Linked DNA regions of Homo sapiens: region 1 is linked to region 2. A link is a contact called in ENCODE POLR2A ChIA-PET data. All regions are on one chromosome and are shown on one strand. Each heading gives the region's core, a stretch centred on a gene start or an enhancer-like site at or near the end of the contact. The rest is flanking DNA. Distances are from core to core; before and after follow the strand shown.

Region 1 (7,661 bases), core at 831-3,330, 720 kb before region 2:
GTGTGGTTGTCACGACTGTGGGGTGCCCCTGGCATGGAGTGGGCGGAGGACAGGGATGCTGCTCAGCGCCTCGCAGTGGTCAGGACAGCCCCACCCCGGAGGATGGTCCAGGCCCGAATGTAATTAGGGGCGAGGTTGGGAAATACTGGACCAGGTGCACGCTTCCCCATTCCCTTTTTTGAGACAAAATCTTGCTCTGTTACCCAGGCTGGACTACAGTGGCGCAATCTCGGCTCACTGCAACCTCTGCCTCCCAGGTTCAAGTGATTCTCCTGCCTCAGCCTGACGAGTAGCTGGGATTACAGGCGCGTGCCACCACGCCCGGCTAATTTTTGTGTTTTTAGTAGAGATGGGGTTTCACCATGTTGTCCAGTCTGGTCTCGAACTCCTGACCTCAAGTCATCTGCTTGCCTCGGCCTCCCAAAGTGCTGGGATGACAGGCGTGAGCCATGTCGCCTGGCCCTCATTCCTTTTTGATGGTTTTGCCCTCCCTCTAATCCTATATTAAATTCTTGTCGTCTGCAAAAGCCTTGATAAAGGGCCTTGGAGAGCCGAACCCAACCTGTTGAGAGTTGGATGTTTGTTTCTGACTGCCCTTCTTGTTCTCTTGTGTGCGATTTATTTTTCTTTCTTTTTTCTTTTATTTTATTCTTTTTTTTTTTTTTGAGACGGGGCCTTGCTATGTTGCCCAGGCTGGTCTCAAACTCCTGGGCTCAGGCAGTCCTCTCGCCTCGGCCTCCCAAAGTGCTGGGATTACAAACAAGAGCCACCATGCCCAGCCTCTTGTGTGCTGTTTCTTCGGTAATTCAGGCCGTGAGATTCAGCAGAAATATCTCAGGTGGAAGGCCCTACTGCCTACTTAAGCAAACCCAGGATCCATAGCTTTCCGGGGAGGGCTGTCCCGCCGGCGGCCTGGCAGAATGTTCTAGAAGCAGAGGGAACCAGCTGGGCCCAGCTGCAGGCTGAGGGCGTCTCCCCATCCTGAGCCAGGGTACCCGTTCTGGGTGTTTCCTTTCTCCCTTTAGGAATGCCATATGGCAGCCGAGAGAACTCCCTCCTCTACTCTGAGATTCCCAAGAAGGTCCGGAAAGAGGCTCTGCTGCTCCTGTCCTGGAAGCAGATGCTGGATCATTTCCAGGTAAGCTGTGCTATTAGGCGTGGGCCCTACCGTGGGCGAGGAGGTGGCAAAGGCCAGCCCCACAGGCCATACATGCCTTCGGTCACCTCTCTGCCCCACCGGCTGTGAGTTCCCACAAACCCTCCGTCCTGTGGACTCTGGCGGGTGAGCCTTCCCTCCTCCCCCTGACCACCTGTACTCAAGCGACAGAGAAACTCTTACCAAAAGCATCTCTTCCTTTTAACGGCATCACCAAAGATTGGGAATTAACTTGGCTTGAGGCCCTTTTAGAGAGACTGGTTAATCATCAATCTCATCCAGTGTTGGCTCTCTGGGGATAGTTGAGGGAGGAAAAATGCCTTTTGCATTGATTGGCGTGTTTTTGTGTTTGATGATTGGGAGGCCGAGGCAAGAGGATTGCTTGAGCCCAAGAATTTGAGACCAGACTGGGGAACACAGCAAGAGCCTGTCTCTACAAAAAATAAAATTAGCCAGGCCTGGTGGCACTCGCCTTGTAGTTCCAGCTAATTGGTAGGCTGAGATGGGAGGATCTCTTGAACCCAGGAGGGCAAGGCTACAGTGAGCCGTGATCTCACCATTGCACTCCAGCCTGGGAGACAGCGAATCCCAGTCTCTAAAATAGTAACAATATAGCAATAAAAATAACATAACATTATAACATAGTAACAACATAAACATAACAATGTAACAATAATGATATCTAACAGTGGCTGAGATCGTGACACTCCCACTTTCTCCACCACTGGTTCACTGGCCCTCACTTTGGCCTGTCTCTGAGTCCCCAAGCCAGTGTCCTTGTGTTTACACTGCTTTCCACAGAGTGTAGGGGTAATTTTGCTTTTGATTCTGCTTTTTTTTTTGAGACAAAGTCTCACTCTGTCACTCAGGCTATAGTGCAGTGGCGCAATCTCGGCTCACTGCAACCTCTGCCTCCCGGTTCAAGTGATTCTTCTGCCTCAGCGTCCCAAGTAGCTGGGACTACAGGCGCGTGCCACCACACCCGGCTAATTTTTGTATTTTTAGTAGAGACGGGGTTTCACCATATTGGCCAGGCTGGTCTCGAATTTCTGACCTCGTGATCTGCCCACCTCGGCCTCCCAAAGTGCTGGGATTACGAAATTGAAAGCTCTTGATGGGAAGGGATTGTGAATAGGGTAGGAGGGTGGGGAGTCTGTAAGAATGGCACTAGGGACCCGGAGAGAGTACTCCGGTGGTGTGGGGCAGGGACAGCCCCTCCCAGGGGCCCCCATCTGCTATGGAGAGGGTCTGTGGGGAGGGAACTCAGGAAGTGAGGAGGCTTCTGGCCCCAGAGTCTCCCCTGCCACCTCCTAGGACACTCAGCCAGTCCTGCAGGGCCAGGTTCGCTGGCAATCTTTGGCCACCCACTGTGTCAAGGGCTCCGGCAGCCAATTCTGCCCAGTACAGGAAGTTCTCTCTGGCGAGGCCCGAAGTCAGATTCCCTGGGAATGCCCCAGCCCGAGGATCTCTGCCCTGGCCAGCGGGAGATCCTCTTTGCCCACTGACGCTGCCCCCTGTCCCCTGTATGTTTCCAGGCCACGCCCCACCATGGGGTCTACTCTCGGGAGGAGGAGCTGCTGAGGGAGCGGAAACGCCTGGGGGTCTTCGGCATCACCTCCTACGACTTCCACAGCGAGAGTGGCCTCTTCCTCTTCCAGGCCAGCAACAGCCTCTTCCACTGCCGCGACGGCGGCAAGAACGGCTTCATGGTGAGCCCTGGCCCTGGCTGTGTGCGGGGGTGGCGTGGAGGGCCCCTCCCCCTGAGCTGGGCGTCTCTGTCCTCAGGTGTCCCCTATGAAACCGCTGGAAATCAAGACCCAGTGCTCAGGGCCCCGGATGGACCCCAAAATCTGCCCTGCCGACCCTGCCTTCTTCTCCTTCATCAATAACAGCGACCTGTGGGTGGCCAACATCGAGACAGGCGAGGAGCGGCGGCTGACCTTCTGCCACCAAGGTGGGGCCAGCCCCTCCTGTGCACGGCCACCATAGCCACCTGGCCAGCTTCCAGAAAGGCCCCATTGCCCCCACAGCCAGGGTCTTCCTGCACACACCCCTCACAAGCCACCCTCCCGTGCATACCTTCTGTAGCCTACCATGTCTCCCGGGAGGTCCTGGCGTCCCTGCCGCTCTGTAGTTTTCTTTCTTTCTTTCTTTCTTTTTTTTTTTTTTGAGAGAGTCTCACCCATGTGGGAGTGCAGTTGCCCAGGCGGGAGCGCAGGCGGGAGTGCCCAGGTGGACTGCAGTGGTATGATCTCGGCTCACTGCAACTTCCGCCTCTTGGGTTCAAGTGATTCTCCTGCCTCAGCCTCCCGAGTAGCTGGGATTACAGGTGCCCGCCACCACGCCTGGCTAATTTTTTTTTTTTTTTTGTATTTTTAGTTGTGACGAGGTTTCCCCATGTTGGCCAGGCTGCTCTTGAGCTCCTGACCTCAAATGATCTACCTGCCTCGGCCTCCCAAGGTCCTGAGATTACAGGCATGAGCTACCGCACCCTGCCGCTCTGTGGTTTTCTGCTGCAGGCGTCAGCCCAGCCACGGTGCTCTGGACCCTCTTCCAGGTGCCCCTGGGCATTTCTGCCCCTGCACACCTTCCCCTCCACTCTGCCTGTCCAGCCCCATCAAGTCAAGGCCACATCTCACCTGCTTCCTGCGTGTTCTCTCCACTCCCTTGCTCATCAGAAGTGACCCCATCCTTCCTTGTCTTGGTTTCAAGTCACTGATCGCTGCCTCTCCGTCCCATAAGCCCGGGCCCCACTTTCCAAACCTGGCCACTCGGCGATGTCCAGAGACGTTTTTAGACGGCACACTTGGGCGGGGGTGCTCCTGGCTTGCCATGGGGTGAGTGGAGGCCAGGGACACTGCTCAGCACCCTGCTGTGCCCTGGACGGCCCCACCCCAGAGACCAAGAGGGCCCCAGTGTCCACAGTGTGGGGTGGAGCAACCCTGCTTGAAAGCAGTCGGCTCCGAGCTCTCCCTCCCTCTCCCTCCCTCTCCCTCCCCCTCTCCTTCCCTTTCCTTCCCTCCTTCTCTCTCCCTCTCTCTCATGCTCTCCTTGAGCCCCTGGCTGTCCCCAGTGTTAGCAGGCTGCTCACCCCTTGTTGATGCTCTCCGTCCCTCCCCCTAGGTTTATCCAATGTCCTGGATGACCCCAAGTCTGCGGGTGTGGCCACCTTCGTCATACAGGAAGAGTTCGACCGCTTCACTGGGTACTGGTGGTGCCCCACAGCCTCCTGGGAAGGTAGGTCCCTTCCATTTTTCAACATGCTCCCGGGCGTGCTTTTCCTCCTGGAATCACAGGCTGTGTCCTTCCTGCGCCTTACTCCTTTCACCTCAAACCACCTCCACAGTCTGTCAATACCAACACCTAGAGAGTTCCTTAACGACTGTAGACATCGCTGTTGCCCTAAGAGGGGACACAGTTCAGCCCGTTACACCCCACGTGGCCACTTCCCATGCCAGTTCATGCTGGGAGTAGCCCTGCTCTGCTTCCCACTGCACAGGGGAGGAAACTGAAGCCCAGAGAGTTGGGACTGGCATAAGGTCTAGCGAATGGCAGAGCCGGGGTTCTGGTTTCAGAGCCCTCGGTGCCCATCTTCAGGCCCCGGTGCTGCAGGGGGCGGGGGGTGCTGATGGCAGGGACTCTGCCTCTGGCACCCTCAGCAGTTTTTCCACCACCCCACCCAAGGTTCAGAGGGCCTCAAGACGCTGCGAATCCTGTATGAGGAAGTCGATGAGTCCGAGGTGGAGGTCATTCACGTCCCCTCTCCTGCGCTAGAAGAAAGGAAGACGGACTCGTATCGGTACCCCAGGACAGGTGAGTGCCCGGTACATGTGAGGGGCTGGGCCGGGGATCTGAGGCCCCTGGGGCATGGCTGGTGAGGTGCACTGTCCCCCAGGCCCTCTGAGCTGCATGTGTGTGCTCTGGGCATCTATGGGGGTGTAGAAGGAAGGCTTCTGCCCTGCAGGGGCCGCCCCTTTCTCCTGGCTTACCATGGCCACCGGATCATATTGCTCAGAAGTGAGCAAGCTGTCTCTGGAAGGGATGAGGGCACAGGTATCTCAGGCTTCCAGGGCCAGACGAAGGCAGGCTCTCTTGCAACTGCCCCACCCTGCTGCTGGAGCACAGAAGTGGCACGTGCAGGAATGGGCGTAGCCATGTGCCAAGGAAACTTGACTGAAGTTTGGATTACAAATAATTCACCTTGAGATACATATGATTTTCATATTAGCGAAAATGTCACTCTTGTTTTGTTTGTTTGTTTTCTTAACCGTCTCAGAACGAAAGAAGGATTTTCAGCCATACAAAAACAGAAGGCAGGCTGGATTTGGCCCTCACACTACAGTGGTGTTTGTTTGTTTGTTTGTTTGTTTTTGAGACAAGGTTTCACCTTGTGGCTCAGGCAGGAGTACAGTGGTGCAATCACAGCTCACTGCAGCCTCCAACTCCTAGGCTCAAGTGATCCTCCCACCTCTGCCTCCCAGGTAGCTGGGACTACAGGTGTGTGCCACCATGCCCAGCTAATATTTAAATTTTCTGTAGAGATGGAGTCTTGCTTTGTTGCCCAGGCTGGTTTCGAACTCCTGGCCTCAAGTGGTCCTCTCGCCTCGGCCTCCCAAAATGCTGAGATTACAGACGTGAGCCACACGCCCGGCCACTCCCAATTCTTAAACATCTTTCCAATTATTTAAAAATATCTCTGGAGCCAAACAGAACACACGTGCAGCCCAGATTCCGCGTTCAGGCCTTGGGTTTGCAACCCCCATGGGACCATATAAGAGCATCGTTATTGCCCATACTCCGCGAGTGCCTGCTCTGTGCCGTGCTAGATGGAAGCTTCCTGTACGGTCTTTCCAACTCCCACTGCAAATGAGCTAAGTCAGTCTTTTCCCCCTCGTATGACAGATGAGAAAACAGGCTCAGAGATGTCACCTGCCCTGGAGGCCAGAGCCACGAGGGCTGGAGTTGAGTTTCTCGTAGGTCTAGCCAAAAAAATAAGCATTCTCCGCTCTGCTGTGGCCCGCGCCCTCTTTCGGAGCCTGAACTAAGTCCCACTCTTCAGAAGCCTCTTGGGTCCCTTATTCTGTCGCCATTGGCCTCCGGAGGGCGCAGGTCTGGCTGTCACACGGGCTCCCTGGTTTTGCATGGGACACACCCCACTTGTCACGTTGTCAGTTTTACTGTGATGCCTCGGGCTTCACCGTCTGCTCTGGAGCTCTCCCAAGGCAGGGATGGCATCTTCCTGGTATCTGCGGCCCCTACAAGCCCCAGCTCTCAGCACAGGGTGTGGCCCGTGTTTTTAAATGAGAAAGCCAGATGCCACATCACTGTTGGGAATGCGATCCAGGCCCAAAGTCAGAAGGTCCCCACCTGAGGGTGTCATGCCTGTTCCAGCAGGACGATGTGCCTACAGACAGACCGTGGGACACCTGGCTTCTCCTGCCTCCCCCACTCCAATTGTACACCTCTCTGTGGACGTCACCCCACAGCCCAGGCCCCCCGTGCCGGCTCTCGGCACACACGGGTGATGCCTGCCTGGTGTTCACCTCACTTCGGTTTTTGCAGGCAGCAAGAATCCCAAGATTGCCTTGAAACTGGCTGAGTTCCAGACTGACAGCCAGGGCAAGGTAAGGGGGCCTGCTGCATACCAGATAATCTACTAGATGATGCGGGGAAGGGCCGGGTAGGCAGCTGGGTGGATGGGCAGGTCACTCACCTCCCTCTCGGGGGCACTCCCCAGGCCCCAGCCCTGCCGCCCGGTCCGCCTAGCCACAGGCCTTCCCTGTGTGTCTCTGGACCTGTGCCTAGAATGCGGCGTGGCGAGCTGGCCTCCCTGCCTCACAGAGTGGGTCCTGAGACTGGAGGCCACGCCGCGGTAAGGAACAAGCACCGGGCAGGGGCCCTGCGAGGACAGGCGCGGCAGGTGCTCCCAGGCCACCTCGGGAGTGGGTGACGTGTGGATCCAGAGCTGCCCTCTCTCCAAGTTTCCAGAACAGAGAACTCCGTGGGGCAGATGGCTGGGGGACCCCAACTTCGGACGGGCTGTTTCCTCCAGCGTTTCAGGCAGATCCTCAGGTCCGTTCACCGGACCCGTCAGCTACTGTGGGGAGGAGAGTGTTCTGGATCCCCATCCCCCCGACCTCCTCAGATCTAGTACACAGGGTCCTCATCACCTGGGGGTCATCTCAAAGGACCCCACAGCCTGGAGGCGCCATCAGGCAGCAAAAGGCATCATCACCCCGCAGCAAGGCGGTCACCAGCAGACCACACCTGTGACCGCATCTCCCTCGGCCCCCTCCTCCGTAGCCACCCCCTGCAGCCCAGCATATCCCTCCCTTCTCTCACATCCCTGCCCTCCCAGGGGACCCCCAATAGCCCCACATTGATCAGTTCTCTCGGAAGTTGCAAATCCCATAAGACCCAGAAGGGTGTCAGGAAGTTAAGTAACATCATGTTGGAGAACTCGCAGACAGAGCCCTGGGCCAAAGAGGCTGGGGCAGAGGAGAGC
Region 2 (7,336 bases), core at 3,215-5,714:
TCTCGAAACAATGACAACAAGAACAACAACAAAAAGGTTATTGAAATGACAGAATTATAGAGCTGGAACACAGGTCAGTTGTTTCCAGGGATCAGGGCAGGGCCATGGGGAGGGGAATAGTTGTGACAATAGGGAGGTAACAGAAGAGTGATCTTTGTGGTGATGAAATAGTTCTGTATGTTTTTGTTTTATTTATTTATACATACGTTTTGAGACAAACTTTTGCTCTGGTTGCCCAGGCTGGAGTGCAGTGGCGTGATCTCGGCTCACTGCAACTTCCGCCTCCCGGGTTCAAGCGATTCTCCTGCCTCAGCCTCCCGTGTAGCTGGGATTACGGGTGCTCACCACCACGCGTGGCCAATTTTTGTATTTTTAGTAGAGACAGGGTTTCACCATGTTGGCCAGGCTGGTCTCAAACTCCTGACCTCAGGTGATCCACCCGCCTCAGCCTCCCAAAGTGCTGGGACTACAGGCGTGAGCCACTGCGCCCAGCCTTTGTTTTTGTTTTCACAGAGTCACATTCTGTCGCCCAGGCTGGAGTGCAGTGACATGATCATAGCTCATTGCAGCCCTGACCTCCTGGGCTCAAGCCTCCCTAGGAGGTGAGACTGCAGGCATGTGCCACCACCCCCAGCTAATTTTTTTTTTTTTTTTTAGAGATAGGGTCTCAGTATGTTGCCCAGGCTGGTCTCAAACTCCTGGTTTTAAGGGATCCTCCTTCCTTGGCCTCCCAAAGTGCTGGGTTCCAGGTATGAGCCACAGTGTCCAGCTACAATAACTTGGAAATGTATACACACATTGTACTAATGTCATATTTCTTGTTCGGATGTTGTACATAAGATGTGACCACTGAGGGAAGCTTGGTGACAGGCACGTAGGACCTGTTTGTCCTATATGTGCAGCTCCCTTTGAATCTATAATTATTTCAGAATAAGAAATGTTGGCCAGGCCCAGTGGCTCACACCTGTATACCCTTACTTTGGGCAGCTAAGGCTGGAGGATTGCTTAAGTCCAGGAGTTTAAGACTAACCCGGGCAACGTAGGGAGGCCCTGTCTCTACAAAAAATAAAAAATTGGCCGGGCGCGGTGGCTCCTGCCTGTAATCCCAGCACTTTGGGAGACCAAAGTGGGTGGATCAAGAGGTCAGGAGATCGAGACCATCCTGGCTAACACGGTGAAACCCCGTCTCTACTAAAAATATAAAAAATTAGCCAGGTGTGGTGGTGGGCGCCTGTCGTCCCAGCTGCTCGGGAGGCTGAGGGAGGAGAATGGCGTGAACCCAGGAGGCGGAGCTTGCAGTGAGCTGAGATGGCGCCACTGCACTCCAGCCTGGGCGACAGAGCAAGACTCCTTCTCAAAAAAAAAAAAAAAAAAAAATTTAGGACGTGGGGGTGGGGGGCGGGGAGAGCATCAGGATGAATAGTTAAGGGATGTGGGGCTTAATACCTAGGTGATGGGTTGATCTGTGCAGCAAACAATCATGGCACACATTTACCTGTATGACAAACCTGCACATCCTGCACATGTACCCCAGATCTTAAAATAAGTTGAAAGAAGAAAAAAAGTTTAAAAATGAAAACAGGCCAGGTGCGGTGGCTTACGCCTGTAATCCCAGCACTTTGGGAGGCCGAGGCAGGCGGATCACCTGAGGTTAGGAGTTCGAGACTAGCCTGGCCAACATGATAAAACCCTGTCCTTACTAAAAATACAAAAATTAGCTGGGTGTGGTGGCAGGCGCCTGTAATCCCAGCTACTCGGGAGGCTGAGGCAGGAGAATCATTTGATTCTGGGAGACAGAGGTTGCAGTGAGCCGAGATCATGCCATTACACCCCAGCCTGGGGTACAAGAGTGAGACTTCATCTCAAAAAAAAAAAAAAAAAAAAAAGGCTGGGTATGGTGGCTGACATCTGTAATCCCAACACATTGGGAGGCCAAGGTGGGCCCATCTCCTGAAGTCAGGAGTTCGAGGCCAGCCTGGCTGACATGGCGAAACCACATCTCTACTAAAAATACAAAAATTAGCCAGGCGTGGTGGCGGCCACCTGTAATTCCAGCTACTCAACAGGCTGAGGCAGGAGAATTGCTTGAGCCTGGGAAAGGGAGGTTGCAGTGAGCTGAGATTGCGCTATCTCAATTAAAAAAAAAAAAAAAGGCCGGGCGCAGTGGCTCACGCCTGTAATCCCAGCACTTTGGGAGGCCAAGGCAGGCGAATCACAAGGTCAAGAGATTGAGACCATCCTGGCCAACATGGTGAAACCCCGTCTCTACTAAAAATACAAAAATTAGACCGGGTGCATTGGCTCACGCCTGTATTCCCAGCACTTAGGGAGGCCAAGGCGGGTGGATCACCTGAGGTCCGGAGTTTGAGACCAGCCTGATCAACATGGAAAAACCCCGTTTCTACAAAAAATACAAAATTAGCCGGGCGTGGTAATCTCAGCTACTTGGGAGGCTGAGGCAGGAGAATCGCTTGAACCCAGGAAGAAGTTGTGGTGAGCCGAGATCGCGCCATTGCACCCCAGCCTGGGCAGCAAGAGCAAAACCCCATCTCAAAAAAACCCAAAAACCCCCAAACAAACAAAAAAACAACAAACAACACAACTGTGCTTCTTCTTTGGTGCTTTGTGAAAAGGAAAACAAAAAAACTGGCTGAGTGTAATGGTTCATGCCTGTCATCCGGCACCTTGGGAAGCTGAAGTAGGAGGATCCCTTGGACCCAGGAGTTCAAGACCAGCTTGGGCAACACAGCAAGACCCTGTCTCTACAAAAAATAAAATAAAAGAAATCGATAGAGGCAGGAGGGTTCCTGGAGGTTAGGAGCTCAAAACCAGCCTCGGGGACATAGTGAGATTCTAACTCTAAAAAAATTTAAAAATTACCTGGATGTGGTGGTGCGTGCCTGCCAATATGGAGGCTGAAACAGAAGGATTGCTTGAACGCAGGAGTTCAAGACTAGAATGAGCTATGAATGCACCACTGCACCCTGCAGCTTGGGCAACACAGCAAGACTCTGTCTCAGAAAAACAAAAAAGAAAAGAAAAAAGAAACAACAAGTAAGGAAAGAAAAAAAAGAAGGAAGAAAGGAGAGAAGGAACAAAAAAAGGAAGGAAGGATGGAACGAAGGAAGAAAGGAAGAGAAGGAAGGAAGGAAGGAAGGAGGGAAGGAGGGAAGGAAGGAAGGAAAGAAAAAGGCTGGGCGTGGTGGCTCACGCTGGTAATCCCTGAACTTTGGGAGGCCGAGGCAGGTGGATCATCTGAGGTCAGGAGTTCGATACCAGCCTGGCTAAAATGATGAAACCCCGTCTCTACTAAAAATACAAAAAATTAGCTGGGCGTGGTGGTGTGCGCCTGTAATCCCAGCTACTCAGGAGGCTGAGGCAGGAGAATCGCTTGAACCCGGGAGTCGGAGGTTGCAGTGAGCCTAGATCGCGTCACTGTACTCCAGCCTGGGCAACAAGAGCAAAACTCCGTCTAAAAAAAAGAAAGAAAAGAAAAAAGAAATAAAGAAAAAGAAAAAAAGACAATTTTAAGCCGAACACATGGCCTCCCAGAAAAAAAGACTACATTTCCCACCAACCCTTGCAGCTGAGTATGGTCACGTGACACATTCTGACCAATAGCAGGAGTGGCATGTAAACTCTTTTCCTGTTTTTCTCTTTCCTTCTTCCTATTGGCTGAAACGTGAATGTGATGGTGGACACTTTGAACTATGAGGATGAAGGCAATACTTTGGAGACAGCAAGGCAAAGCGTTAAAAAGAGCTTGAGCTCTCAACACCGCTGCTGAACAGATGCACCCCATCAGCAGGGACTTTCTACCTGGGAGGGTAATTGTTTCAATTATCTTCTTTTTCTTTTTTTTTTTTTTTTGAGATGGAGTCTCGCTCTGTCGTCCAGGTTGGAGTGCAGTGGCGCGATCTAGGCGCATTGCAACCTCTGCCTCCCGGGGACAAGCGATTCTCCTACCTTAGCCTCCCGAGTAGCTGGGACTACAGGCGCGCCACCATGCCCAGCTAATTTGTGTATTTTTAGTAGAGACGGGGCTTCACCATGCTGGCCAGGCTGTTGTCTTAACTCCTGACATTGTGATCCGCCCTCCTCGGTCTCCCAAAGTGCTGAGATTACAGGCATGAGCCACTGCGCCCGGCCTTTTTTCTTTCTTTTCAGGGTGTGGAGTCTCCCACTATCACCCAGGCTGGAGTGCAGTGTCGTGATCTCTGCCCACTGGAACCTCGGCCTCCTGAGTTCAAGCAATTCTCCTGCCTCAGCCTCTTGAGTAGCTGGGGCCACAGGCGCCTGCCACCATGCCCGGCTAATTTTTGTATTTTTAGTAGAGATGGGGTTTCGTCATGTTGGCCAGGCTGGTCTCCAACTCCTGACCTCAAGTGATTCACGCACCTCCGCCTCCCAAAGTGCTGGGACTACAGGCGTGAGCCATTGCGCCTGTTCTTACTACACAGACTCACCAGGCCTCCCTGAACCCATTTGTTTAATCATCTAAAAGACAAAATCCACTTTTTTTTTTTTTTTTTTTGAGACAGAGTCTTGGTCTGTTGCCCAGGCTAGAGTGCAATGGTGCCATCTCAGCTCACTGCAACCTCCACCTCCCGGGTTCCAGCAATTCTCCTGCCTCAGTCTCTCGAGTAGCTGGAACTACAGGTGTCTGCCACCATGCCCAGCTAATTTTTGTATTTTTAGTAGAGATGGGGTTTCATCATATTGGCCAGGCTGGTCTCGAACTCCTGACCTCATGATCTGCCCGCCTTGGCCTCCCATAGTGCTGGGATTACAGGCGTGAGCCACCACGTTTTTTGTTTTTTTTTTTTTTTTTTGAGATGGAGTCTCGCTCTGTCGCCCAGGCTGGAGTGCAGTGGCGCGATCTCGGCTCACTGCAAGCTCCGCCTCCCAGGTTCACGCCATTCTCCTGCCTCAGCCTCCCGAGTAGCTGGGACTACAGGCGCCTGCCACCATGCCCGGTTAATTTTTTGTATTTTTAGTAGAGACGGGGTTTCACCATGTTAGCCAGGATGGTCTTGATCTCCTGACCCCATGATCTGCCCGCCTCGGCCTCCCAAAGTGCTGGGATTACAGGCGTGACCCACCGCGCCCGGCCTTTTTTTTTTTTTTTTTTTTTGAGACGGAGTCTCTCTCTGTCACCCAGGCTGGAGTGCAGTGGCACAATCTCAGCTCGCTGCAACCTCCACCTCCTAGGTTCAAGCGATTCTCGTGCCTCAGCCTCCCGAGTAGCTGGGATTACAGGCACGTGCCACCACACCCAGCTAATTTTTTTGTATTTTTAGTAGAGACAAGGTTTCGCCATGTTGGCCAGGATGGTCTCAATCTCCTGAGCTCATGATCCGCCTGCCTCTGCCTCCCAAAGTGCTGGGATTACAGGCATAAACCACCGTGCCCGGCCCGTTTTCCCAAATCTGAAATGCATCTAGACAACGGTTGCAGGACCGGGCTCCTTCCCGATTAAACCACTACTTGAGTCGGATTTGGCTGCACCTTTACTAGCTCTGTGAACGTGGGCAAATGACTTAACTTATCTGAGTCTCCATTTTCTCAGGCGTAAAGGAGGCCACCCGAAGCCCAGGGTGTGGGTAGGTTAGCTGAAGTATTTGATTTAAAGGACCGTGAGGTCAGGTCCTAGTAAACGCTCAATAAACTGTTAAAAGACAGTGTTGGCCGGGCGCGGTGGCTCACGCCTGTAATCCCAGCGCTTTAGGAGGCCAAGGCGGGCAGATCACGAGGTCAGGGGTTCAAGACCAGCCCGGCCAACATGGTGAAACCCCTGTCTCTACTAAAAACACAAAAAAATTACCCGGGTGTGGTGGCAGGCGCCTGTAATCCCAGCTAATCGGGAGGCTGAGGCAGGTGAATCGCTTGAATCGGGTGGCGGAGGCTGCAGTGAGCTGAGACCGCACCACTGCACTCCAGCGTGGCAACAGAGCGAGACTTGGTCTTAAAAAAAAAAAAAAAAAAAAAAAAAAAGGCAGTGTCGAGAGGCCTGCACTGGCGACTGTCGGTCAGCAGGGGCCGCTACTGCGGTCTCTGAGCTCTCCTGGCGCCGCAGCAGGCGCATGCGCAGCGGAGCTTCTCTGCAGAGGTGAATTTTTTTATTGGTCCCCACCCTAAAAGACCCAGCGTATATTTATTATTGTACTTATTACAGCTGACCTGGTTGTGGCTGCTTGTGGTACTCCAGGATTCTGCTCTTCATGGATGTGGGGATGACAGTGGGAGAGATCCTTCCCTGCCAACACCTGGCTCCATCCCTGCAGTTATGGGGTTGAAAATTCCCCTTTTTCCCTTAAGCTCTCCCCCTAGTTCTTTAAATTACATGATGTTAGAATTTTTCAATAAGCAACCCATGCACTTGAGAAGAAATTCAACCCCTCTTTTATTAAGTTCCGGGATACCTGTGAACAGCCCCCCCTCCTTTTTTTTTTTTTTTTTTTTTGAGACAGAGTCTTACTCTCAGTCGCACAGGCTGGAGTGCATGCAGTGCCGTGATCTCGGCTCACTGCAACCTCTGCCTCTCGGGTTCAAGCGGTTCTCCTGCCTCAGCCTCCAAAGTAGCTGGGATTTCAGGCGTTCACTACCACGCCGGGCTAATTTTTTTATTTTTAGTAAAGACGGGGTTTCTCCATATTGGGTAGGCTGGTCTCGAACTCCTGACTTCAGGTGATTTGCCTGCCTCGGCCTCCCAAAGTGCTGGGATTACAGGCGTGATCCACCGCAAGCAGCCTAACCCCTCTTTAATTTTTAAAATTTTTAAAAATTTTTTTGAGACGGAATCTCGCTCTGTCGCCAGGCTGGAGAGCAGTGGCGCGATCTCGGCTAACTGCAACCTCCGCCTCTCGCCTGACACCTCTTTTAATGAAAACCTTTCCATTACATCTCTGAAATGCTCCCACTTTGCACGGAAAAAACGGCTGCGAAGCCCCCAATAGGAAACGCAACACGTAGCAGGTGCTCAGTGCATTTAAAAATTTTGAAGAATTTTATTATTAATAATGCGAAACTGACTACCCCTCTGCTAAAAACTCATGCCCCAAATGGCGCATGCGCTTGACTTGCAACTTAACTAAACGCGTCACAGGTACAGGTGTAGGTGGTTAGGGACCCCGGGCGCTCCCATCTGCTCCCTGCCGCGCCCTCTGCCTTTCAGAGCCTCAATCCTTTCGGAAGATACTTTTCAGTTTTCCACTGGGTTAAATGGTGATAGGAAGAGCAATCATCCGTTAAATGAAACCCAAGGTTGAGACAGCGCTTTGTAAAGCAAAGTGCCCGAAGCATTCGTGAGGGGGAGGAGTGTACAGGTTTATTTTAG

What was found. ChIA-PET counts read pairs that join two places held with the same protein, here RNA polymerase II (POLR2A).
Region 1: POLR2A ChIA-PET joins it to region 2 with 10 read pairs in activated naive CD4-positive, alpha-beta T cell. The contact joins two enhancer-like sites. POLR2A ChIA-PET finds 5 or more read pairs at or near these places in 2 of 52 experiments (GM10248 and activated naive CD4-positive, alpha-beta T cell).

What each region holds. Positions count from the first base shown.
Region 1 is chr19:4,699,335-4,706,995 of GRCh38, reverse strand. It overlaps DPP9 (dipeptidyl peptidase 9), which reads left to right. Exons shown (of 22, transcript NM_139159.5): 5 at 1,026-1,138; 6 at 2,692-2,865; 7 at 2,942-3,110; 8 at 4,280-4,393; 9 at 4,841-4,969; 10 at 6,719-6,780. Among named protein-coding and RNA genes, the nearest start is that of DPP9, 21 kb to the left of the region's middle. RefSeq lists enhancers at 2,065-2,565, 2,566-3,066, 2,089-3,288. Within about 2 kb of position 2,080, at least 7 of the 41 ENCODE cell types and tissues checked have a DNase peak (open chromatin) inside an H3K27ac peak, as active enhancers do.
Region 2 is chr19:3,986,664-3,993,999 of GRCh38, reverse strand. No RefSeq gene overlaps it. Among named protein-coding and RNA genes, the nearest start is that of EEF2, 4.9 kb to the right of the region's middle. RefSeq lists enhancers at 5,284-5,783, 5,784-6,285. Within about 2 kb of position 4,464, at least 17 of the 41 ENCODE cell types and tissues checked have a DNase peak (open chromatin) inside an H3K27ac peak, as active enhancers do.